3 separate regions of the Homo sapiens genome follow, and regions 1 and 2 are each linked to region 3. Evidence: chromatin loops called from intact Hi-C (ENCODE). Cell type or tissue: IMR-90. All regions are shown on one strand.

What was found. Hi-C counts contacts between places; a loop is a spot of excess contacts. Peaks named below come from ENCODE experiments on the same cell type or tissue, not always from the same donor. Only the 100,000 strongest peaks of a DNase experiment are listed, where the experiment ranks them.
Region 1: it touches region 3 in a loop (3-fold over the local background); 3 of 110 quality-filtered maps call a loop at or near these places.
Region 2: it touches region 3 in a loop (7-fold over the local background); 14 of 110 quality-filtered maps call a loop at or near these places.

The regions. Positions count from the first base shown.
Region 1 is chr14:89,537,480-89,545,479 of GRCh38, forward strand. It overlaps a transcript of FOXN3 not described here. Among named protein-coding and RNA genes, the nearest start is that of FOXN3-AS2, 35 kb to the right of the region's middle. In IMR-90, no CTCF peak of the experiment used is centred here; a DNase peak (open chromatin) is centred at 3,482; H3K4me3 peaks cover 218 bases; H3K27ac peaks cover 1,521 bases.
Region 2 is chr14:89,614,330-89,622,329 of GRCh38, forward strand. It overlaps LOC105370617 (a long non-coding RNA gene), which reads left to right and starts at 4,988. Exons shown (of 6, transcript XR_944131.3): 1 at 4,988-5,144. It also overlaps a transcript of FOXN3 not described here and the pseudogene RN7SKP107. RefSeq lists enhancers at 215-304, 2,562-2,621, 4,232-4,733, 4,734-5,233 and a silencer at 4,627-5,006. In IMR-90, a CTCF peak has its summit at 4,975; DNase peaks (open chromatin) are centred at 3,612 and 4,872; H3K4me3 peaks cover 2,433 bases; H3K27ac peaks cover 1,648 bases.
Region 3 is chr14:89,910,834-89,918,833 of GRCh38, forward strand. The region is part of intron 5 of EFCAB11 (EF-hand calcium binding domain 11); the gene reads right to left. It overlaps LOC124903358 (a long non-coding RNA gene), which reads left to right and starts at 2,303. Exons shown (of 2, transcript XR_007064300.1): 1 at 2,303-2,405; 2 at 3,026-3,188. RefSeq lists enhancers at 312-929, 930-1,545 and a silencer at 1,812-2,106. In IMR-90, a CTCF peak has its summit at 4,640 (motif pointing left); DNase peaks (open chromatin) are centred at 448, 1,988, 4,608 and 6,118; H3K27ac peaks cover 2,611 bases.

The sequences.
Region 1 (8,000 bases), 370 kb before region 3:
GATGGATGGACTATCCAATCTAGTGAATTCCATGAAATGCTCAATGGATGAATAAAATGCATGGATGAATGGATGGAAGGATGGCCTGTCCAAAGCCATGCAACAAGTAAATTGCAGAGCCAAAGCAGCTCCCACATCTTCCAACCTCTTGTTGGGGCATCATTCCCTTGGTTCCCCCACTGCCTTTGCCAATGTGTGAGTGACATCTCTGAAAAGACTGGTGAATCAATCTCTAGATCCAGAATGAACTTACCAAACAACTTTAGGCCATGTTGTTAAGAACAAACAAACAACAAAACTGTGTGCATCAATTTACATATCTATAAAAGAGGCTCATACTTAATACTGGAGTTTAGAATACATGGAGAGGTAAAGGAGGAACAAGAGAGAAGCCTATGAGATAACATTGACAAGTTCCTTCTTCAAAAGTACCTCAATGGAAAACTGTCACAATAGTAAATATAATTAGATAACAATAATAATACCATACACCACAGTTTATTACTATCCTTTCTTCTGAGGCTTTCAATTGGAACTGAAAACACAATTACTAATTAAATGAGACAACAGGAGGTATCATTTTCCAAATGGAACCCTAGTGATATAAATGAGTTACTGCAGCTTCTCAAATTTCTCACTGTCACCCAAAGAGGGGGTTAATCACTTGGCTAGAGTTAACTCAGAAAAACAGATCCACGTAATGTATTTGTTCTTCTGCTCAAAACGCAGTTCATTCATGCATTTCCTAAGTAGCTACTGTGGCCACTATAAGGTCACAAAGATGTTAAAACCCAGTTCCTCCCCTCAAGGAGCATAACGTACCCAGAGCGCACAGATGGCACAAAATGTAGCCAGGACTTGGATCAAAAAACGAAGGCCTCTGGGGAGGAGATAAGAAACAGGGCACTGATATTCCTGGTCTTGGAGGAGTCCAGGTAAAGAATAAAAACAGAATTTTGAAGTGAAGACAGAATGAAGCAGGAGGCTGCCATCTCTAGGGGGCTTCAGAAGATTCTGTTTTCCTTTTTCCTTTTCTTTTCTCTTTTTTTCTTTTTTAAGATGGAGTTTTGCCTTTGTTGCCCAGGCTGGAATGCAATGGCACGATCTTGGCTCACCACAACCTCTGCCTCCCGAGTTCAAGCAATTCTCCTGCCTCAGCCTCCCAAGTAGCTGGGATTACAGGCATGCGCCACCACGCCTGGCTAATTTTGTATTTTTAGTAGAGACGGGGTTTCTCCATGTTGGTCAGCCTGGTTTCGAACTCCCGACCTCAGGTGATCCGCCCGCCTCAGCCTCCCAAAAGAGCTGGAATTACAGGCATGAGTCACCGCACCTGGCCTTTTATTATTATTATTTATTTATTTATCTATTTATTTATTTTTGAGACGGAGTCTCACTCTGTCGCCCCGGCTGGAGTGCAGTGGTGCGATCTCCGCTCACTGCAACTTCCGCCCCATGGGTTCAAGCGATTCTCCTGCCTCAGCCTCCTAAGTAGCTGGGATTATAGGCGCCCGCCACCACGTCTGGCTAATTTTTGTATTTTTAGTAGAGATAGGGTTTTACCACGTTGGCCAGGCTGGTCTCGAACTCCTGACCTCATGATCCACCTGCCTCGGCCTCCCAAAGTGCTGGGATTACAGGCGTGAGCCACGTGCCTGGCCACTTTTCTTTTTTTTATTTTTAAAAATTTAGTTGTATAATACCAAATTCTTCACTTGTCTTTTAACTGAAACCTTTCCCAATTTGTGCTTTTAAAGGCATTTGAAGATAAAAAGGTTATGTAGTCAAATGGAAATTTGAGAAAAGGAAATAAAATAAAACAGTATCTCCTAGAAAAGGATATAATGTGCAGTTTTGACCAAATTAATTTAATGTTTGTTTTTTAGGAGCTTGCTGGCTAGTGTTCTGAAAAACACAGAAAATACCGGTCCAGTGAAAATGATACATAAAACACTCCCCTGTTTTTATTTTGCCATTGTCTCAGTTTAAAAGAAAAACAAAATGGGATGTCTATAATGGAGAAATAAAGCAGGGCTCATAAGTAGGGTCGATAACAAAATTTCAAAATCATATAAACACAACCTTGGGTCCTGCTCACCACTTACATTGTGTGACTTGACTTAAAAATTGCTTCCACTTTCTCAGCCTCAGTTTCCATATCAGTCAAATGGGAATAATATTAACTGCCTCTTAGGGTAAGTAGGTGTATTTATTGAGAAATTCAAGCCAAATCATCCAGCAGAGTACTTAGCACAGAGCACACTTTGATGGTCAGGAACTGCTGCGTGAGACACTGATGGGTGACAGAGGGAGGCTCGTTAGGGTTAGTCCACGGCAGCTGTGCCTTCTGATACTAAAACAAAAATATATTCAACTTCAATGTGCTTGAAAAACTAGACATAGGCTGCATGAGAAAAGAAAAAGGAAACATACCAAAATGGAAGAGAAGTCTGAAGAACACTCATCTCAAGCCAGATTTTCAAGGAAATGAGTTTAATATGAAATTACAAAAACAGTGCCCTCGGCTGTTTCTACTTTTCTATGAAATCCGATAGCCAGATATCACGATGCAACAGAACAAAGAAAATGCAAAGAACAGCAGGATAAATACTTTTAGTTGTTTTCTCACGCCACTCCTTCAAATTGGTGTTTGCAGCATGGTAGTAGAAGGTAATGCAATAACCATGTGAAATTTACAGCAGACTTTAGGATTGTGGACATTTCTGAGCAAATAGAGATAACAACAAAGGCCAGGAACAAGTGACTGTGGGGTATGTGGTTAGATCAAGACCTTGAAAACAGATGCTTTACCTAGCCAAGTAAACCAATGTTTACCACTGTCCTCTAAAAGGCATGCTTAACATAGACCTAAAACTGAAGCAAATCCTTACACTAGAGTTTGATAGCATTTTTTTAAAATCTCGCATATAAAGTTGGCTGGAGACCTAAAGCAACCAGTTACAAAGAAAATGAGGCTGGGCACGGTGACTCACGCCTGTAATCCCAGCACTCTGGGAAGCCAAGGCGGGCGGATCGCGAGGTCAGGAGTTCAAGACCACCCTGGCCAACATAGTGAAACGTCGTCTCTACTAAAAATACAAAAAAAAAATTTAGCCGAGCGTGGTCGCACGCACCTGTGGTCCCAGCTACTTGGGAGGCTGAGGCAGGAGACTCGCTTGAACTGGGAGGCGGAGGCTGTAGTGAGCCGAGATTGCAACACTGCACTCCAGCCTGGGTAACACAGTGAGACTATGTCTCAAAAAAAAAAAAAAAAAGGAAAATGAACGAGTTATATGCCTTTAAAAATCAAATTTTGTTAGGATAAAACATCCAAAGACTGCTGCTGCTAAGAAAAATCTATATGGAATGTTCCTTGATATAAGTGACTCAGATCGGGTCTTAAAAATACTTTTGTTGTGCAGAGATTTGCAGTAGTAAGTAGGAAATGTCTAATAAGTGTTTGCAACATGAAGGAACTGAATGAATGAATGAATGAATAAACTAAGTGGCTGAGTCAGAGTATCTCTGGCTGAGTCACAGTATGTTAGAATTGGAAGAATTCTAAGATTCTTACCGATTTTGATTTCAATTTGTACATTGTGTCATTGGAAGCTCAGGACCTCACCAGACAGATCTCTCGCAAATATTTGTTGGATATATGAATGGAACCAGAGCTACAGAAACAAGCACTTTTCCTTCCTGGTTCAATTCAAACACATCATGTGGGTGGTGCTGTAAGAGGTGTTTGAACCACATCAACTCCATCTTGAATAGGAGCTGAGTAAAATAAGGCTGAGATCTACTCGGGCTGCATTCCCAGACGGTGAAGGCATTCTAAGTCACAGGATGAGACAGGAGGTCAGCACAAGATACAGGTCACAAAGACCTTGCTGATAAAACACTTTGTGGTAAAGAAGCTGGCCAAAACCCACCAAAACCAAGATGGCCACCACAGGGACCTCTGGTCCTCCTCACTGCTACACTCCCACCAGCACCACAACAGTTTATAAATGCCACAGCAATGTCAGGAAGTTACCCTATATGGTCTAAAAAGGGGAGGCATGAATAATCCCCCCCTTGTTTAGCATATCATCAAGAAATAACTATAAAAATGGGCAGCCAGCAGCCCTCGCAGCTGCTCTGTCTATGGAATAGCCATTCTTTTATTCCTTTACTTTCTTTATAAACTTGCTTTTGCTTTACTCTATGGACTTGCTCTGAATTCTTTCTTGCATGAGATTCAAGAACCCTCTTGGCCTCTGGATCAGGACCCCTTTCCCGTAACAGTGCTATGGCTGGGATTTTGCTCCCTGCTCTGCCACTCTGGACATAGCTGTACATCCTTGAGCAAACTTTTTCACTTCTCTGGTTTCCTTACTTGTAAAACTGGGCACATGGAACTACAAAAGGTCCCTTGCATCAGCAATATTCTAAGATTACTCAGGAAAATATAAGCCCAAAGACCCAAGTTGTTAAAGGAAAGGGGTCCCGATCCAGACCCCAAGAGAGGGTTCTTGGATCTCGCGTAAGAAAGAATTCAGGGCGAGTCCGAAGTGCAAAGTAAAAGCAAGTTTATTAAGAAAGTAAAGTGGTGAAAGAACAGCTACTCCATAGATAGAGTACGATGTTCCTGAAAGTAAGAGGAGGAACGCATCCACCCTAAGTACAATACTTGTATATATGGGGAGATGTGCTCTGCTACAAGGGTTTGCGATAAAGGATTAATTTTCTTAATTACTATATTTTGCAAGAATCGATATTATTATCTTTAAAGCAAAATTAAGAGTGCCTTTGTTCTCCAGATGTCAGGATACCTGGACACTCCCAAGTCTGAGTCTGTTTAGTAAACACTATTAATTTGTTCCCTTAACCGTAAACATCTAGAGGCTAGGAATGCCTAACTTTCTGAGAATGGAGCCCAGCAAATCTCAGCCTCATTTTCCTAGCCCTTGCTCAAAATGGAGTCACTCTGGTTCGAACGCCTCTGACAGACTTTTCACAATTAATAAAGTTCAGCATGATCAGAACAAATAAACGCAACCTGAGGTTAGTCAAGTTCGTCATTGCTTTTGTAGAACAGCTCGTTTCTCTACCAAACCACAAACTACTTTCTGCATCTTTTCTACATTTGTGCCTTAGAAAAAGTGGGGCTGATGAGATGGCTTGGAGCAACCCCTTCCTTGTCTACCCAGAGAATTTCTGAAGTGTATTAAGGAGATTTATAATTTGAGATGCAAGTGCCATTTCATTAATTGGCATTCTTGGAGATTTTGATTTTTTCCTGCCATCGATGGGTTAATATGCTGAGATCTTCTTTTGTTTTACAAAGAGGCAAGGAAACACATTTGGCTGATACAGTCCATTATTAAAATTGCATTTCAGCAGTGGCAAAGAACTCCAGCCACCTGACGCTGGACTTAGGCATCATCTTCCTGCACTACAACCCAAAGCTATTACATTAACAGCAGAAGCAAAACAATGGGGCTGCCAGCAGCACAAACTCCCCTGGTAGAAGGAAACCATCAATCCTGCCGGTGAAGTATTTAGCTACAAAAGGAGAAAAGACACTCTTTGACTGAAGTGTAAGAGGAAGGAATACACAGGTGCTTTTCAATCAGAGCTGGATCACGTATACTTGAAGAAACAGCAGCTTCAACCACCAAATAAGTTTGCCTCTGGAAGGCACAGCCAACAAGTACACCTGGTGAGGACTTGGAGTAAGTATGGGGGCAAATGAGGTCAGTCTTCTCTGCTCCCCCTTCAACTTGGATGCTCACGGTCCACACCCATTGCCTGTGAGGTAGTTTCTACAGAGATGAAACAATGAGCTTCCTTAGGGGCCAAGGAGGCACAAGACTGACCTCTTTAGCTTCTACTGTGCTAAGTAATATTAATAAGCTCTAAGTCTTTATGTAGAAGTCAATGAAATTAGCAGTAGGGTTTAGAAGCCAGAAACACGGTGCTGGGTTATTAAAAAAACAAAAACAAAAAAACCCCGACCATTCTTTTCAGCTAAACTCCAGCTCCAGTTCTCTGGGCTAGAATAGTAGTGTTAATAGATTCCGCCTCGACTAAAAAGGGAGCCAGTGGCAGAAAATCTATTCCTCCGGCAAGGTTGCTGGGCAACCAGCAAGCTTTTGGCATGTGGCTGATGTCTCCAGGCAGCCCGGACTACACAAAGTAAGCTCTTCCATCACTTACAACTAACTTGATTTTGATGGATTAAAACCGAATAAAAATGTACTGTAACTCACTTCCAAATTCAGAAATCAGAGAGAGACAGAAAATATCCCAACACCCAACTAAAGACTAACTTATCAGAAACACTAGGATTCACTGAAGTTCATTCTACTGGGTGATAAATCTCTTCTGCATTCTAGTATACAACCGATTTGGTTTTAAGACCAGAATATCCAAAACCAATGGGGGTGGGGGGGAAGTACTCAAAATATTTTGGAAAAATATTAATGTTATGAAGATGGAGCTTCGATGTAATGGATTCTGGTGTCAAATGCATCTTTATGCCTGGTATTCTGCTTTTTAATTTTGTATTTTTAATTTTAATGGGTATACAGTCTGGTACTATTTTAGCTGCATTTTTTTTAAGAGATTGCTTTTTTTTGTTTTGTTTTTTGAGACAGAGTCTTGCTCTGTCGCCCAGGCTGGAGTCTCCTGCCTCAGCATCCCAAGTAGCTGGGACTACAGGTGCCTGCTACCACGCCCAGCTAATTTTTTGTATTTTTAGTAGAGACGGGGTTTCACTGTGTTAGCCAGGATGGTCTCGATCTCCTGACCTCGTGATCCGCCCACCTCGGCCTCCCAAAGTGCTGGGATTACAGGCGTGAGCCACTGTGCTGGGCCTTTTTTTTTTTAAGACAGGGTCTTGCTCTGTCTCCCAAGCTGGAATGTAATAGCGTGATCACAGGTCGTTGTAAACTTAAAACTCTGGGCTAGAATTTAGCCACAATTATTTAGCAAAATCTCCTTTTGCTAACATCTGAGGACATCAGTCAATAATCAACAAACCCTTACTAAGGGTTCTGAGATCCCAACCTTATGCTGTAGGGCGACAGAGAAAGGTAAGACCTTGGGCCAGGCCTTATTTGGAATACATTTACTATCAGGACATAAAGTAAAATGGCCTCTTCTCATCAGCTACAGTAGTCCCTCCTTCTCCACGGGGAACAAGTTCTAAGACCCCCAGTGGATCCCTGAAACCCCAGATAGTACCAAACCTTACACACCTATGTTTTCTCCATCTAACGGAGACAGCTACTGGGTGACTTACAGATGGGTAGTATATACAGTGTAGAAATGCTAGACAAAGGGATGATTCATGCACCGGGCAAGACAGAGCGGGACAGCACGAGATTTCATCACAATCCTTAGAGCAAGGTGCAACTGAAATATACACTGTTCATTTTTGGAATCTTCCATTTAATATTTTCAAGCTGCAGTTGACTGTAGGTAACTCAAAGCATGAAGAGAACAGTGGATAAGTGGGGACTACTTCCACAAAAGGTTAATTTGGCATTTACTATGTTCATTTCTGAAAGATGCCTCCCAGAGATACTGAACAAGCTGGCTGGACTCTAAAAGTGGTCAGTTTTTCCCAGGGTTCTGGAATGAAGCAGGCCTACCTGCCAGGGCTCTGAATGCCATAAATACCTTCACACCTGATGTCTAACTTTTCTTTCTCTTTGAGAAACACATGCTTGATAGCATTTGTAATGAATCGTCACCTTCAGTGAGAGCCTCTTCAAAAAACTGCACATACTGGCATGGACAGGACATTTCCTCTTCTTTGCAACCCTGAACCTGGGATCTCATTCGTCGATACGGGGGCCACCAGAGGAGAGACTGAGGGTAAATGCAACCAAAACAAGAAGACGAGCAATCGTGCCCACATGTCTAAGAGTGTCGGGTGAAACCAAACTGTGCCTACTGGCTCCTTCTAACACGGAGAATGCATATGACTTCTAGAGAAGCACTTTCATGGT
Region 2 (8,000 bases), 300 kb before region 3:
TTCCTATAATTTATAAATAAAAGGGGCCCTGGTTTATAAGTAACCCCTAAAAATATGCCTTCCCTCTCATTATAGACTGGGCCAGGGCTCTTTCATGCTTGTGGTCAGTCATCTTTTTCTGTATGTACGTAGGCTTCCTAGGGTACACTGTATTACGTCACTAATTGCCACCTTTTTCCTGCTCACTATGAGCACAAGCAGCCTCTTAAATTGTCAAGGCAAAAGTTCTCTCTTTCGCTAAGAGGTTCCAGGGCTCTGCAAGCAATTCCCCAAGGTCTTCTCTAGAGAACATTTTAGAAGCAGTGATTTGCAAACTGTGTACACAGTGGTACTGGGTTCCAGAGTGTGCCCTGGGCACAGCCCAGGTGACAATAGCAGGCTCTGGGCTCCTAGTTCCCTCAGAGCAGCTCTGTTTTTATTTGACTCATATATTAGGGTCTTGCATAAGATTCTATTTGTTGCTAAGTAGAAAACAAAAATGATGTCTATGAAAATGTGTGCAAACCATTGCAAGAAATGGTTCCGTCTCCCTCAGGCACTCTTAACCTCCCTCACCAGGCTGCTCTCTGCAAATGGAGGCGGATGCATTTATTTTCCTTTAAAGAAGCTTACCCTTTTCTCCTCTTCCCGAATTTGAAACATCTAGGAATTGAAGCAATTAAATATACTCATTTTCAACATTCAGAAACTAATCCAGACTTCTGCACAGCAAATCCTTTCAAAGTTAAAATTTGTTTTTCTCATGTGTACTATAAACTGGATTTAGCCAACCCATCCCCAATTTCGATTTTTTTTTTTTTTTTTTTTTTGCTATCAGCAAGGTTGGCATATACCTAACGTGTATTCTTTATGGACCTTTTGTTATAAGCAATGAGAAGAATGAAGCTGCCTCTTTCTCTTTACCTCTCTACACTAATCCAAAATCGACACTGGCATTTGGTTGGTATTCTGGAATAATTATTAGAAATTTGGCATAGCCATCCAAAAACAGCAGCTTCAGTGAGTGTGTGAGTAACTAGCTGACAACTGAAAATGAATTGGAATTGTATTGAACATCTTGTTCATTTGTATTAGGAAAATAAGTTGCACATGGTTGTACCACGATCAATTTTCCTAATTCCAAAATCAGAAAGAAATAAACCTAAATGCCACAGGTTTGCAGAGAATGAATTGTACCACTCCAAAGCCCCTTTCGAAACGAAGTGTTCTGAGCCAACTATTTGCAAGACAATAGAGAATGAAGGTAGATTCTAGAAACCAACAAATCCCATTCATTTCCTTCAGTTTGTAAAAACAAGCAACTGACATGTTTCCTGCCAATGAACACACTTGCAGATAAGAAAGCTCCCTACAGGAAATCCTTGCTAAAAGAGACCAGTTGTCCCATTAAACTTAATCTTCTTTACCAAGTCCTAATCAGTTAAATATCTGGGTGATTTAGCATATATTTCATAATCCCATGTTGTCAAATATTTAACTTCTACAGTATATATTTCTACGACATACATGCAGAATATTAAACATTAAAATAGAGTTAGGACTCTCCTCCTCCCCACTCCCCATGCAATTAGTTGATGAAAATAAGGGAAATTTGCTGCTTTTTAAAAAGACCAAATTGTTAATTGAACAAGTTTTAAAACTGACCATTATCAATTAAGATAAAGCTATTCAATGCTTCAAATTGCCATGACTTAAAGGAAGACGTTTCTAAATGAATATCAAGAACATAAAATCTGAAGACTGCCATTAACAAGATTAGAAAAATATAAGAAATGTATTTGCTTTATATTTTACAAGGTTCGATGTTGATCCTCAAAGTCAAAATTTAGTACAGGGCCTCTGGTTATTTTTTGCTTAGCAAAATGAACGGGGTTGGGGGTGGAGGCTAGGGGGAGGGGAGGTCTCCAAACTTTTTTCTTTATAGTCCTCATGGAAATCATTACCAAGATACTGGAAATATTTGCAATTTTGATACTGGGAACGTCTCAATTATCCTAAAAACAAAAGCACTCTTCCCCATCCACAAAAGAGGAAACTTTTCTATTTAAGTCAACTGGGTAATAATAATGGGATTTTTGAAACAGTTCTTATTTTCATTTAGATTTTCCTTTCCCTGGTTAGCCTCTGAGAACACCCTCTCTTATATTTCCCAAAGTACCAGGCAATCTTCATCCCTCCCTTTCACTCCCCAACCCCACCCCCACCACCCCACACACAAACGCAGCCTTCAAAATGCCACCAGTCTGTAAGTTCCATTGCTTGAGTTCAACTTTGAACCCTCTTGTAAACACAAACACCTCATTATAACTTCCCCCGATGAATCCTCATCCACAGGTAACATTCTAACCTTTCTGGCTCTCAAAAGAGTTTTGTTCTAACTGTAGACATACAAGTCAGTTTGATCCCACAATTAAGTGTTCAAATACATTGTTCTTAGCCTTCCCTTGCACAGCTCAGAGGTAGCAAAATGCAAAGTAAGCCTGGGGGCTCATCCTTAGTTTAAGGCTCTTTCCTCAAATATTTCCAACAAAAATACAGTTATGAAATCTAGGAGACCACATTTTTGGTTGTTGTTGTAAAATGACCTTGATTTGACAGGCGCGATCTCAGGTTTCAACAGATGCTGTGGGAAAGCTTACAGAAGCCAACAAGTTCTCCAGGCATCTGTGATGACATGCAGGTTTTGTTTTTGTTTTTGTTTTTGTTTCTTTTTAAGTGGTGGTCATGGTAGAGTATGTATGTGTAGTGGGGGTGGGGTGGGGTTACTCCTCTCGGTTTCCATAACAACCATGTCTCCACTCATCGGTTATTAGATACAATCCACTTCCTGTGTCTAAATTTTTAAGCCAATCAGAAAAGTGTTTATACATTTAACAACTTCTGGGACAGTGCTTCTTTAATGAAATCGCTTTAAAGGCTCAAATGAAGATGTTCATGGGCTTTACAGTTTGTCTTACAGATATAACATTTCACAGTGTTTACTAATTCATATTCTTATATGGTGCAGAATGCCCTTCCTCTTGGATGTGAAATGCATTCGCCTCAAAGCAGATGCCACAATCTCTCAGAATAGTGTGCAGGCTGATTTTGATTGTTTGCTTTTCATTGTCTTTTCCTTTCACTGTCACAGTTTTAGACTTAGTGCATGAAACGTGCTAATGCACAAGGCACTTAAATTATCAAAGTAATGATACAGTTAAGCATCCATCTACTGATGGTCCTTTTTTTAAAAGACTCAGATCAAAACCCGGTTAGGAATCATTATTCTAAGTTGAACAACTTTGCATTCTACAACTTATGAGCAGAAATCATTGAGAATGTATTGTAAAGTGCTGTGTATACGTGTAAGCTAGTAGCTGACGTCTGCAAAGAAATTTGTCACCAAAATGGCCTACTTTATGTGGATAGAAACAACAACAAAAAATTAAACATAAAGGTATCTCGAGCAAACTGCACCCAAATGAAAAACCGACCCTGCAGAAATCTGTGCACAAGAGGGCTATCTGAAACTACAGCACGATTTTAAAAGAAGGTTTTGGGTGACTGTTTTCATAAGTCTCAATCTAACTGACCAATCAGTGTGAGAGTTAAAGTGGGCTCCAGTCATTCGTGCAGCCTTCAGAGCTCTGCACCCTCCGAGCTGCTCTCCTCTCCAAGGCAGAGTCGGCGATCAATGAAAAACAGGGAACAAAAGGAATATAACAGGATGTCTTCCTTAGCTAAGGAAAACGATTCCCTTTTTCCTCAATGAGCCAGTCGCACCCTGCCTACGACAGCTCCACACGGGAGCTTCCAGCAGACCAGTCCTTTCGGGTGAGGCACATTTTACATTTGCAATCATGTGTCCCAACTGCTAGCAAATGTGTCACCTTAAGCACAGCCTGTGACGGAGGGCTCCCCGAGCCCAACCAATTGAAACTAATAAATTAAATAAATTAATAATCCCACAATTAAAACCTCCGGAGAAAGATTGCATTTCCCTTCCCCAAATGTCATCCCGGGAGTATAAACAAAGCATGAAAAATAGTCTCTTCAGCCTTCCCAGCCGGCAATCATGGTTTTCCCCTCAAAACAATGTTTCTCCAAAAAGAGAAATCTTCTTATTACCCTCAGTGGAAACTCATCTGTAGATGTCATATCAGGATAACCCGTTACAGTATTTGAAAAGAGGCTGAAACTGCCCATAGATTTGACACTGTTTATAATTGATAGCCAAACAGTTGCGACAGCAATGCTGTAAACTCTGCCCAGCCAAACAAACTCCACATTTAACACGTTCCTTCCTTGAAAATAAAAGTAACGCCCGGGGAGCCCACAGAAGTGTGCTTCCCTAAAAGTAATTAACAGAATTGCATCAATTATTTGATTATTTTTATAAATATCCATTTGTCTGCAATTTTTTAAAAAAAATTTTAAAAAGCGACTATCCACACATTCCTAAGAAACTTTTTTTTTTTTTAATGAACTTACTTTTGAGACAAAACTAATGAAAATAAGCAACTTGCCATGGCTGGATCTTTCCCATTTGGGCTGCAAGCTATAAATCAATCTGAAACCAGGTGGAAATAGGGGGGCGGACACCTTTAAAAAAAATCAAAGAGTGCCCCAAAATGCAGCAGCCTGAACACGGAGGGCTTCTCGTGACAATGCTAAACCCGAGCAGATTAGGAGGCAGGAAATGAGCCCCATTTTCGTTACCTTCGATCGCCTGCCCCCCCGCTGCTTCTCGCGGCCGCATTGGGGGGCTGCGGCGACGCTGGACTCGCGGGTGGCCCCGCCGCCGGGTCGCGCCGTCTCCCGGCCGAGCTGCAGCAGATCGCGGCCGGAACCCCGGCTCCTGCGCCCGGCGCCCGCCCGGGGTCGGCGGCGCGGCTCCCACCCCGGCCTGGAGCCCTGCTGGGTCCTAGTGCGCGCCGCGCGCCCGCCTCGCGGCCCGGTCTGCAGCCCGCACCGAGGGCAGGCAGCTCCCAGCGCCGCGAGTCTCCGGGCGAGGCCGCCACCCTCTCGGTCCCTTGCGAAAGCGGCCGCGGGGTGTGCGGATGAACTGGAGCTTAATGTCAAATCCTGGCACAAGATGTTCAAAAGAAAGACATTGGCTCCAACTGAACTCTTAGAAGGCAGATGCTAGGATCTGCAGCCCGAGGGTAAGCGTAGGGGCAGTACCTGGCAGACAGAGGTTTGCCGGGTGCACTGGTGACATTGGCCGTTCACAGACGGTGAGACGCGGTACGGGATCGATAAAGATAGATTTCAAAAATATAACGCTAAAAAGAAAAAAGGTTGAAAATGTGTGTGTTTAAAACAATGTTTTAAACTGTTTTTCCCAATATTTTCCCCCTGTTGACAACAGGCCCTTTTGCATTTCGCCTTCTTTTACTTTATAATATGCTCTTTTAAATAACAAAGCCCCATATGGCTAAACATGTAGTCATTTGATTTTCAAAAGACCTCAAAAATTGCATGAAAATATGCACTCATGTATCTCCTAAGAAATCAACGAGAAAGAATTAATGGAGGCATATGGCGTGCCTCATAGAGAGAACTTAATTACAAATTAAAACAAATGCGAAAATTCACAAATTCAGTAAACTGAAAGTAAATTATGATCCTAGATGTATACACAAATCAGCTCATGTACAATTAGAAAGACTGTAAATTCCAGGTTTCTCTTTCACAAAGGGAAAAGGGTGTTTGTTACATGAACTCATATCAGATTCCCCTCGTTTGCCCCCAAAAGGGCTTTCAGCAACCTCTTGGCACATTCATTTACTGCAGCCCACCTGGAAAGCAACTTTTAATCTTGCAAGTGCTCATTTAAGAGGACAATTCTATTAGCCCTTAATTCAAAATAAAAGTGCTTTAGTTAGAAAAGCCTGTTTGAAAGGCTTCAAGACTGGGAGCTTTTTTTCAGTCTTTGATATCACCAAGTTTGAAGGTCGCAATTCTGTAAAACTGCTAATAACAATGGCACTGTGGTTTACACCATAAGGAAAATCAAATATGTGCTTTCTGATTTCTATTTTTGAAGCAGAAAAAAGTCCCTTTGAAAAGTATTCTTGCCCTCCCCCTTTCCAATTTTAGCTAAACAAGTGTAATGGAAGATTTTTAGTATTAATTAAACATCAAAGGCACCTTCTCTGATGCCTTATATCCACGCCAAGAACTAGTTGTCATATGTTACACTTGTCAATCTTAAATTACTTGCACATACATCTCATGCGATCTTTACCACACCTCTGTGAGAAAGCAGATACAATAATCTGCAATTTTCAGATGAGAAATTGGAGGTCCCAAAAGGTAAAGTGACTTGTTCAAAAATCACATGGCTGGTGAGCAGAGCAGCTGGAATCCCATCCTGTCTCCGCTTTCAACAAGCCCTGTTTTTTGAGTACATCACCTGGCCTCCCAACTATCTCTCTGTAAGTACTGCGGAAAATGAAGCATCCGAAACAAAAACGCAGGTAGGTTTTTTTAGTCATCATTTCTTACCTGTCTCAGAGCAGCAATTTACCAGCAAGCAAATATGAGGCTTGTTGGAAATATGTTAGTCTCTGCTAAAATGAGAAACATGGCTAGGAAGACCCACCCACACTGGTCAGATTTCTGTCCTGGAGCTGCCCAGGGCAACCTGGCCGGCAGAAGACTTCAAACTCTGAGGCTGAGCAATGCCTCATCCCCCATATGTCTTTTTGCTCTTTATCAGAAATTAAGAACTGACTCCACTTGACACATGGAGGAGTAGTGTTTTGTCAAATTGAACCTGGGTTTCTATGAGCAGTCCCGGCACCGAAAGGCCTCAAAAACTCTGTAAATTCATATACAAGGTGGCCTATTAGTGGCATCCAGGGTGTCTCTGTCCAGACCTGGTGACCCCTGGAACTTTGATAGGTCCCTTCTCAGCCCTCCTGCACCTATGGTAAAGTCACCACCCAGTTCTGTGTGTGGCGGTCCCCTTCCTCCTCCTCTCTGCCAAAAGGAAATGTAACTTCTCTGATGACGTGTCCTTAAATATCAGCCAGGTGACGGGCTGGGTGACATTTAACTGAAAAAAAAAAAAAAAACAGAAACATTTCATTCTGAAAAGTGATTCATTCCTTTTCTTGTGCTGTTCACAAGGACGGGGCTAGGCACGGTCGTATCATTGGAAAATGCGTATGACCTTCCTGGAAGGATTAATGCAAAACTTACTTGATAAATTCATTTGATCCCTTTGTTGAAAACTGGTCTAATTACTTCATAGTCACACCATCCATGTGCCTGGCAAATGTTGCAAATGCTAGGCTCAAAACAATCTTAGCCCCAGTAGCAAATGATGAGAAGCTGGGAAGAAATGCTGGTGGTGAGCTCAGTTCACCTCTAGCTCAAAGTTAGAGCACACCAGAAAGGTACTGGTCAGGAGAAACTGTCGTTCATTCATTCATTCATCCATTCGTCCAATTGTGTATGTAGCAAATGTCGAGCAAGGTACTGTTCTAGGCTCTGGGTAGAAAAAATAAAGTTTTCAAGCACTCCTATCGTATGGAGCCCACAGACAGGCAAACAATTGCAGTGCAGTGGTATCAGTGGAGCAGTAAAATCATGACACTGGGGATATGAGGGCAATCTGGCTGCGACATCTGTCATCCCATTGATCTCCAGGGTTGATTCAGCTGATCTGGCTGGCTAGGCAGGTGTCCCCTTTCTCCTTCACCGCTCCATCTGCGTCCCTCCTGAAGCTGCGCACTCCATCGAAGAGGACGACTGTCCCTGATAGAGGAGGACTGGTCTTTGGTCAAGGGTGTATGAATAGCTGCGCTCCCCTGCTAGAACCTCCAAACAAGTGCTCAGATCACTGGTGCTCTATATTCAAACACCAACTGCCCTGATAATGGGCCAGTTGTCTTCTAAGCCATTCCAGGCCTGCCCTTTGCTCTGTATTGCTAGGAGCTGTCTCTGGCAGGCTGAGTTTCACAGACGCTTGGGTCAGTTAGTTGGTGGCTAGATGTGGCCAATGAGGGTCA
Region 3 (8,000 bases):
AGAAAAGTTAAGCTACTTCTATCTCTTTAGAATTAACATGAGCCTAATGATTGGAGGACAGGGTAAAAAAACAAAGAGCTAAATAAAGAGAACTGGAGACAATGTAGTATAATATTCGGATGTACAAAGTACAAACCATAAAGTCTATTTTGTTTTAATAATTAACAAAGGTGCACCTAGTACACACACTATGGATCAGGCTTGGAGAAAACAGACAAATGAATCCAAGACTACTCATTTTGTGAGAGCTTAAAGCAAACAACTTTTAGCAGTATTTTAAAGCAAGCTAGTAAAATAAATAGAAGTGAAGTCCAAGGGATTTAAACATGAAAATTTGGGGAAAAAAGAACTTCGCAAAGCAAAACAGACAAAATACAAGGCTAACCAAACAAAGGCTAAATCAAATAAATAGGCATTGCCGTGTGCCCTGGAGAACTGCCAAGGAGAGTGAATTTCAACAAAGAATGCTTCTGCCACCAGTTAGGAAAACTTCAATTCCAGAAAGGCTGAAGGAATGCTGCAGGCACTGCCGAGTGACAAGGGGGGTTTGGGGGTGGAGAGGCAGTAGGTCAGACGTTATTTCAGACTACGCAGACAAACACGAGAACCTTCCTCAAGACAAGTAAAGGCAGCCCACTCCCTCCCAACGTGCTCCGCACACAGCTCCTTGTAAGAAACAAATCCAGGTCAAAGATGAGAAATTTGCATCTTCAAGGACTGCCTGTAGCAGCCTTCTCTTCTCAATTTGCAGATAAAAAGACCCCTGTAAATACTTCTCAGCCACCATCCTAGTATCCACAGTCTTGAGATGAAACAAGTCCATGTAGCCCAAGCACAACAAAGCACCAGCAATCATTGTGTGAGCCTGGATGCTGGGAACAGAGTCCTGCGGCTTTGGGGCTAGAATTGCTGTAGATCAACCAAGTATTATTCTCTAGGTCAGAGCACAGTTCTCCATTCAGTTGTGGCCTGTAGTAGTCATGGCAATAGAAACCACCACTGCCACGGCAGCAGTCCCCACTGACAGAGCACGTGTCCTGTGCCAGGCACAGGGCTGAGCAATTTGCATGAATTATCCCTGTTAAGCCTCCTAACAACCTGTCATTATCTTAATTTTATAGCTGTTCCCTCTACAGATGGGGAAACTAAGGCAAGCTGAGATACTTTTCAAAGGTCTCACAGCTAATAAGCAATGCAGCAGGGATTTAGATCCAGAGAATTGTTCTAGAACACGCTTTCTTAGCCAACAGAATGGCCAGAAGTCCACAAAAGAAGGCAGTGGCTAATCAACAAGCATTTATTCATTGTTGGTATGCTATAGACTATGAACTATGTGGGTTAAAACTGAGGTAAAATGGTTTCATTGAAAAAAGAAAAAACTAGAATTCCTTTTACTCCCACTTAAAAAAAAAATCCTGAACTTTATTGGCCTTTAAAGAGAAAAAGGATCTCTATTCTAACGTCTAGCATGTCTATCCAGCAAATATCTAGGTTGTTCAAACCGTTAAGGAGACTAACAAATCAAAACAGGAGTTGATGATACATAGCTCAGGGGCTTTTTTTTTCTTTTTTGATTGGCATTACCCAGGCTGATTTAGATCTAAACACTGGGGGACCCTCAGGATCTGAAGTTCCTTAAGGTTTCCTGGGCTTCCTGGGCTTAGTTAGCATTGTTTTTCCTTCAAATTTCTATACTGCTCTATTGAAATATCTGTACATTAATATATGCTTTTTTTACATGACCTATTTTTCCAGTGGGACTGAGGATGAAAATTACAAATGCATATTTAAAGCCATAGGAATATTTAAATTCTCCCTGTTTTTGTCATACGTTTTAGTACTTTCTATGTGCGACGAAAGATAAAAACTTGTGTGCATGATTAATTGTAATGATGAAAGAATGCTAGGCAGTTGCTTAAGAAACGGGAACAACAAAGGAATAAACTACTGCAGGCATCACCAGGACTGGAATGACACTGCTCTGTGTACTCGATTTCCATGGCAACTAGCAATGGGAAGATGAATGTTTCATAGTCACTCTGCTCTGCAGTACACGTCTATAAATCAAACTTGCATAAAGAGCACAAGATTTCTGCTGTGGGCTGTACTCAGAGCTGGTTTATTTTCCTGTTACTGTATAATTATGGAAAAGAAGCACAAAACAATGAGGTCATTTTTAGTGGGGAACAAACTCAGAAATTACTAATACACCTGCGGCATATGATGCCATTCATCTAGCAAGAAACGAGAAGCAGGCAAGGCAGGCGTGAATGAAAACGCTGCCTGCTTCTGTGGGGAACTCACTGGCTCTGGCTGAGAACTGCACATGACAGGCCTGGTGTGCCCTGCCTCCCCTCAGCTCAGCTCTGAGATGGAAGTAGGAGCACCTTAATTAACTGCCGAAGGTACGGCCAAAGTTTTCATTTTGGTAACAGGGCGGACATGATACTCCATATTTAGCATGAAAGTTTATTGAGATGGGACAAGTATATATTTATCTACTGAAAATGGCTCATTGTATAGGAGTTAGGATGGAAAAATAATGTCTTGGCATGGAGACCTGAGTTTTGATCCAGGTCTATGTAACCTTGGGTGAGTCACATACGTTTGTTTGACTTCCATTTTCTTAGCTAGAAAATAAGGGAGATGGCATATGTGATTCCTAAAGTCCCAGCCACCATCCAGTTCTATGATTCCGTAATCTCTAAATCTTAAGGGTCTGAATCTTTCAATCGAATCTAATCAAAGATGTTAGTTGTGCTATTCCTAAAAAATATATATACCTTATACAGTTGTATTTTAAAATTCTATACTGGGCTAAAGCTCCTAATTAACAGTGTTTTATGACTTTACCAACCACGCTGAAGGCTTCTTCTGATTTGCTCATTCTTCCAAACATGATGCTATCAAAAGCTTAATACAACTATCAGAGTTTTTCAAAGTTAAAATTTTTTTTACAGTCTTATAACTTTGTAAAATAATATTTTAAAAAATATTTAAATTTATCTTTCTTGCTCTTTCATAGATCAGGGCTGCTTATCAATTCCTGCCAAGCAGAAAGCATCCTGCTCCTTGAGTCTGCAGCTCTCAGAAGCATCTTCAGGCTCTCTGGGAATTCATCTTTGTATGCCGGAGACCCAGCAATAATAATGTTGAGTAAAAGTTTGTGGAATAAATGGATGAATGAACTGTTGGGGACACTGTTGCTACACCTGTCAGCAACCCTGTGCTCCCTTCTCCAATCTTAAACATTTAGGCAGATTCAGATCAACATGGAAACATCCCAGGGTAGACGGGCAAATATCTGAACACCACATATAGCTAACAATATGAGTATCTCTTTTGTGAGTTCTTTACAAAATCCTTGTGGAACTTTACAACCTGGAAACATCTTCTCATTAACGCAGCATGAGGCATCATCACACCCAAGGAGGGACTCCGGTCCTAAGGCCCTGGCTAAGAGCATGGGATGTGGTGGAGGCTCAAAAAGAACTGAGTCTGTGCTTAAACTAGAAAAGGACAGGGTGAGGAGCACTTAATCAGCACATCCGTTATCTCAGGTGATGTTTACTCCAACTCTGAGGGGAAGATGTTATTATCTCCATTTTACAAACTGGAAAAACTGAGCAGTAAAAAATCTGCATAAGTAATTAAAAGACAGTTATGAAAGGCTGGGTACAGTGGCTCACGCCTGTAATCCCAGCACTTTGGGAGGATGAAGCAGGCGGATCACTTGAGGCCAGGAGTTGGAGACTAGCCTGGCCAACATGGTGAAACCCCGTCTCTACTAAAAATACAAAAATTACCCGGGCATGGTGGTGCACACCTGTAGTCCCAGCTACTTGGGAAGCTTAGGTATGAGAATCGCTTGAATCTGGGAGGTGGAGGTTGCAGTGAGCCAAGATCGCACCACTGCACTCCAGCCTGGGCAACAGAGTGAGACCTTGGTCTCGAAAAGAAAAAAAAAAAAGAGAGAGACAGTTATGAAATATGTAGGGAAATTCAAAACCTGATCTCTCTGACTCCAAAGGCTGGGTTCTTTTGACTGTATCTCAGGACACATTCAAGCAACAGGCTACTGCTCCATTTGGACTTTTTCAGGGCTAAACAGTAAAGGGTTAAACAAACCTAGCCGCCCCCGCCCACACACACACAAAAAAGCAATGTTCCTGCTGTCACAGGAATATATTAATGGTTAAAAAAAAACACATAGTAATAATAACGCAAGTCAATATTTTTAAAGACCTAAATTCGACAATAAATATAGCCAGGAACATCACTCTTCTTCTCTGTACACATTATTATCATTTGCTCCTCCACTCTCCAGGCAAGCACACTAAAGGCTATTTCCAGGATGGAGTCAGATGTTACACAACTTTGCAATTTCCAATATGTGAATATTAACATAGACCAATGACATTATTACAGAAGCTTACTAGAAATATATTCTGCTGGTCACCAGAGGGATTAGCTTTGCTTCCTAACCTTAGAAAATGCGATAATTTGGGCATATGTTTTCAGTACAAATTTTTCAAAAACTACGAAAAATAACGCTTATTAAGAAAGGCTCCTGGTTAACCTTCTGTTCTTTCAATCAGTTTCTTAGCAGAGTTTTTGGCACCACCAACTGGTGAAAGAGGTGTACTGCAAAGGTGCTCGGCTCTCAATCTGTTTGGTTCATTAAGAGAGGATCATGCATTTATTTCATATTTAATTTACGGTGAATCAATTTATTTTAGTCACTAAATAAAATTAGAAATGCATTTCTTTGTCAGTCAAATAAATAATAATCCACTCTGGCTTTTTCACCTGAGAAGAAAGTATGTTTTGGTTAGTAAAGGTCATCAGAGAAAACTCAATCTACCCACCAAAGTTAATTTGATTTATTCTGCCATAAACTCACACTCAAAAAGCAAACACTGAGAACTACAATGAAAATTAGGAACTAAAAGAGAGAGCAAACTAAATGGTATCAAATACTATGCTAGCCTACAGTGTTTATATAAGACATTAATTTAACCGGAAATAAAAATGATTGAGGAGGTAATTTCACATTTGTTAAAAAATTGAACTTTTCCCACCAAGATTCCTGTCTCAAAGATGGATGCTGCCATTTGACATGTGAATATATATGCTATCTAGCCATCCTTCCTGTTTAATTGAGCCACACCTAGCAATGGATACCAGTATCAAGAGAGCAGAGCCAAGCCCTTAAGGCACAACTCCGATCTCTGCACAGTGAATCATGAAAATAAATACCCCTGAAGAACAGTCTAATTTTTCCCCCCAAAACAATTTGTGTTTTCTAGGGAGAATGGCTCAGAAAAAAAAAAAAGAAAAAAAGAAAAAAACAACAAATTTGTGGATACAAGTTGTCTATGAGAAGTACATCTAGCTACTTGTGATGATAAATTTGTAACCCACAGAATAAATGGCACCAACTCTATGACAAAACTGGTCATTGAAGAAACTTCTTTACTAGACAATGTGAAAGAGACAGAAAAAAGGAAAGAACCATCCAAAGAATCAAATTTGACTCTGATGGCAGGGTTTGGTTAAAAGCCATCTGACAGAGTTTAAAACTACTGTGACAATTTTGTGATAATAGCAGTTTAAATCGCTATACAAATGTGTACTCAATTCATATTTGTTAAAGCCTCCAAGTCTAAATCTCCAATTGAAAGCCTAGTAAAGAAGACCATTTGAAATAGGCCCAGAAAAAAGTAAGGGCCAGCAGCTGCTCTATCCAATTCAACACATAATTTGAACATGTAAACTTTGATCAGATTAATTCTATTCCTTCGTTCATTTCATTCATTTATTTGTTCATGTATTCGTCAAATACTCTCTCCTGCAAACAGAGTTAAATTTTTACAAGGAGAGAACAAGAGTGAGACCCTCCTGCCCCTTCCTCTCCTTGGACAAGAGTCTTGATATCCCACGGCAAGGATTTCTAATTGAAGTCATGACTGGATTATGAGGAATCCTAACAATAAGACTTGGGTTAAGAAAAGCATTTTTAAACTTTTATTTGTTTCTTATATCCTTTAACATGACTCATGTCATGAGTCTCACTAAGTCTGTGTAGACATTTTTTGAGGTATGACTGACAAAAAATTGTCTATATTTAAGGTATACAAGATGACGTTTTTATAAAAGTATACTTTGTGTAATGACTCACAGTCAAGCTAATTAGCATATCCATCACCTGACATGCTTCGTGTGTGTGTGTGTGTGTGTGTGTGTGTGTGTGTGTGTGTGTGTATGTGTGTGTTGAAAACACTTAAGATCTGCTCCCTTGGCAAATCTGAAGTACACAACACATTAACTATAGTTACCATGCTGTACACTAGATCACTAGAATTCATTCACCCTGTAACTAAAATTTTGTATCCTCTGACCGACATCTCCCCATCTTCCCCACTTCCCAGCCCCTGGCAACTACCATTCCACTCTTTTTCTCCAAGTTTGACTAGTTTAGATGTCACATATAAGTAATATCATGCAATATTTGTCTTTCTGTGTCTGGCTTCTTTCACTTAGCATAATGTCCCCAGATTCCTCCATGCTGTTGCAAATGGCAGGATTTCCTTCTTTTTTAAGGCTGAATAATATTCTGCTGTACACACATACCACAATTTCTTTATCCATTCATCCAGTGGTGGGCACTTAATATGGGTTTCCATATCTCGGCTATTGTGAATAATGCTGCAATTAACATGGGAGTGCAGACATTTTATTCTACCTGTAAATTCAGTCTACTCCATCATTATCATTACTAGGCAGTGGCATTTCTAAACAAGAAAATAACATTTTGAGGTTATGAAAACACTTGACCATTAACAAGTACCAGCAACATGATTATAATCAAATAAAAAATTCTGATTGCCCTAGGGGCTTGGTTCTGTGACTTCTTTGACCAAAAAAATAATAATAATTGCGAATTAGTTGTTTGGTTTGAATTGAGCAATAAAGGACTCTCAGCTTTAACTGTAAAATGGATAGAAATGCCGTTGATGTGGAGAGTCACTGTAAGGACTAAGTAAGGCAACACGTAGTTGGTAATCAATGAACGGGAAGCACTGTGACTGCAGTGGACAATACAGTGCAATGAAAGCTGGGGAAGAGCGAGAATCGAGGACTGGCTCTCCAGGCAGGGTGTGAATGCTGTGAGAAGCTGGCAACAATGAACCCTGAGAAAAAGGACAGGGGACAACTGGAGGTACTTAGTTGGGGAGAGCAGCTTTCTAGGATGGATATGAGTATATCTTCAGGCAGGGATAGGCATTATAAACAGAAGTGGGAATGGCTGATGGAGAAATGTCTTAGATCAAAAAAAGGGGAAGAGAGAAGACCAGAACAAAAGAGAGGAATTAGGAAAAAAAGAAGAGACCCCTTTTCCTCAGAAATAAAATTAAAGGAAGGCTGGGCGTGGTGGCTCACGCCTGTAATCCCAGCACTTTAGGAGGCCAAGGCAGGTGGATCACCTGAGGTCAGGAGTTCCACACCAGCCTGACCAACATGGTGAAACCCCATCTCTACTAAAAATACAAAAATTAGCCGGGCATGGTAGCACACGTCTGTAATCCCAGCTACTTGGGAGGCTGAGGCAGGAGAATCGCTTGAACCCAGGAGGTGGAGGTTGCAGTGAGCCGAGATCACACCACTGCACTCCAGCCTGGGCAACAGAGCGAGACTCCATCTCAAAAAAAAAAAAAGAAGAAGAAGAAGAAAGAAAATTAAAGGAATACAGAAAAGAGATGAAGAGAAGGCAGTAAACCCAGGAAGAGGCCATGATCCTCTCCATGAAGAAAAAGGCAAGATCACCTGCAAAGCACAGTAGTGGGAAAGGTTTGGTACAACCATCACAGAGAATACATCCTTACAGAGAGAGCAAGAGATTTGATCTCATATGACAACTCTAATGAGCTGGCTTGGGGTATTGTACTGAGAAGAACTCTGAGTTCTGCAGAAGAGGGCAGCCACAGGTACAGGAGGGG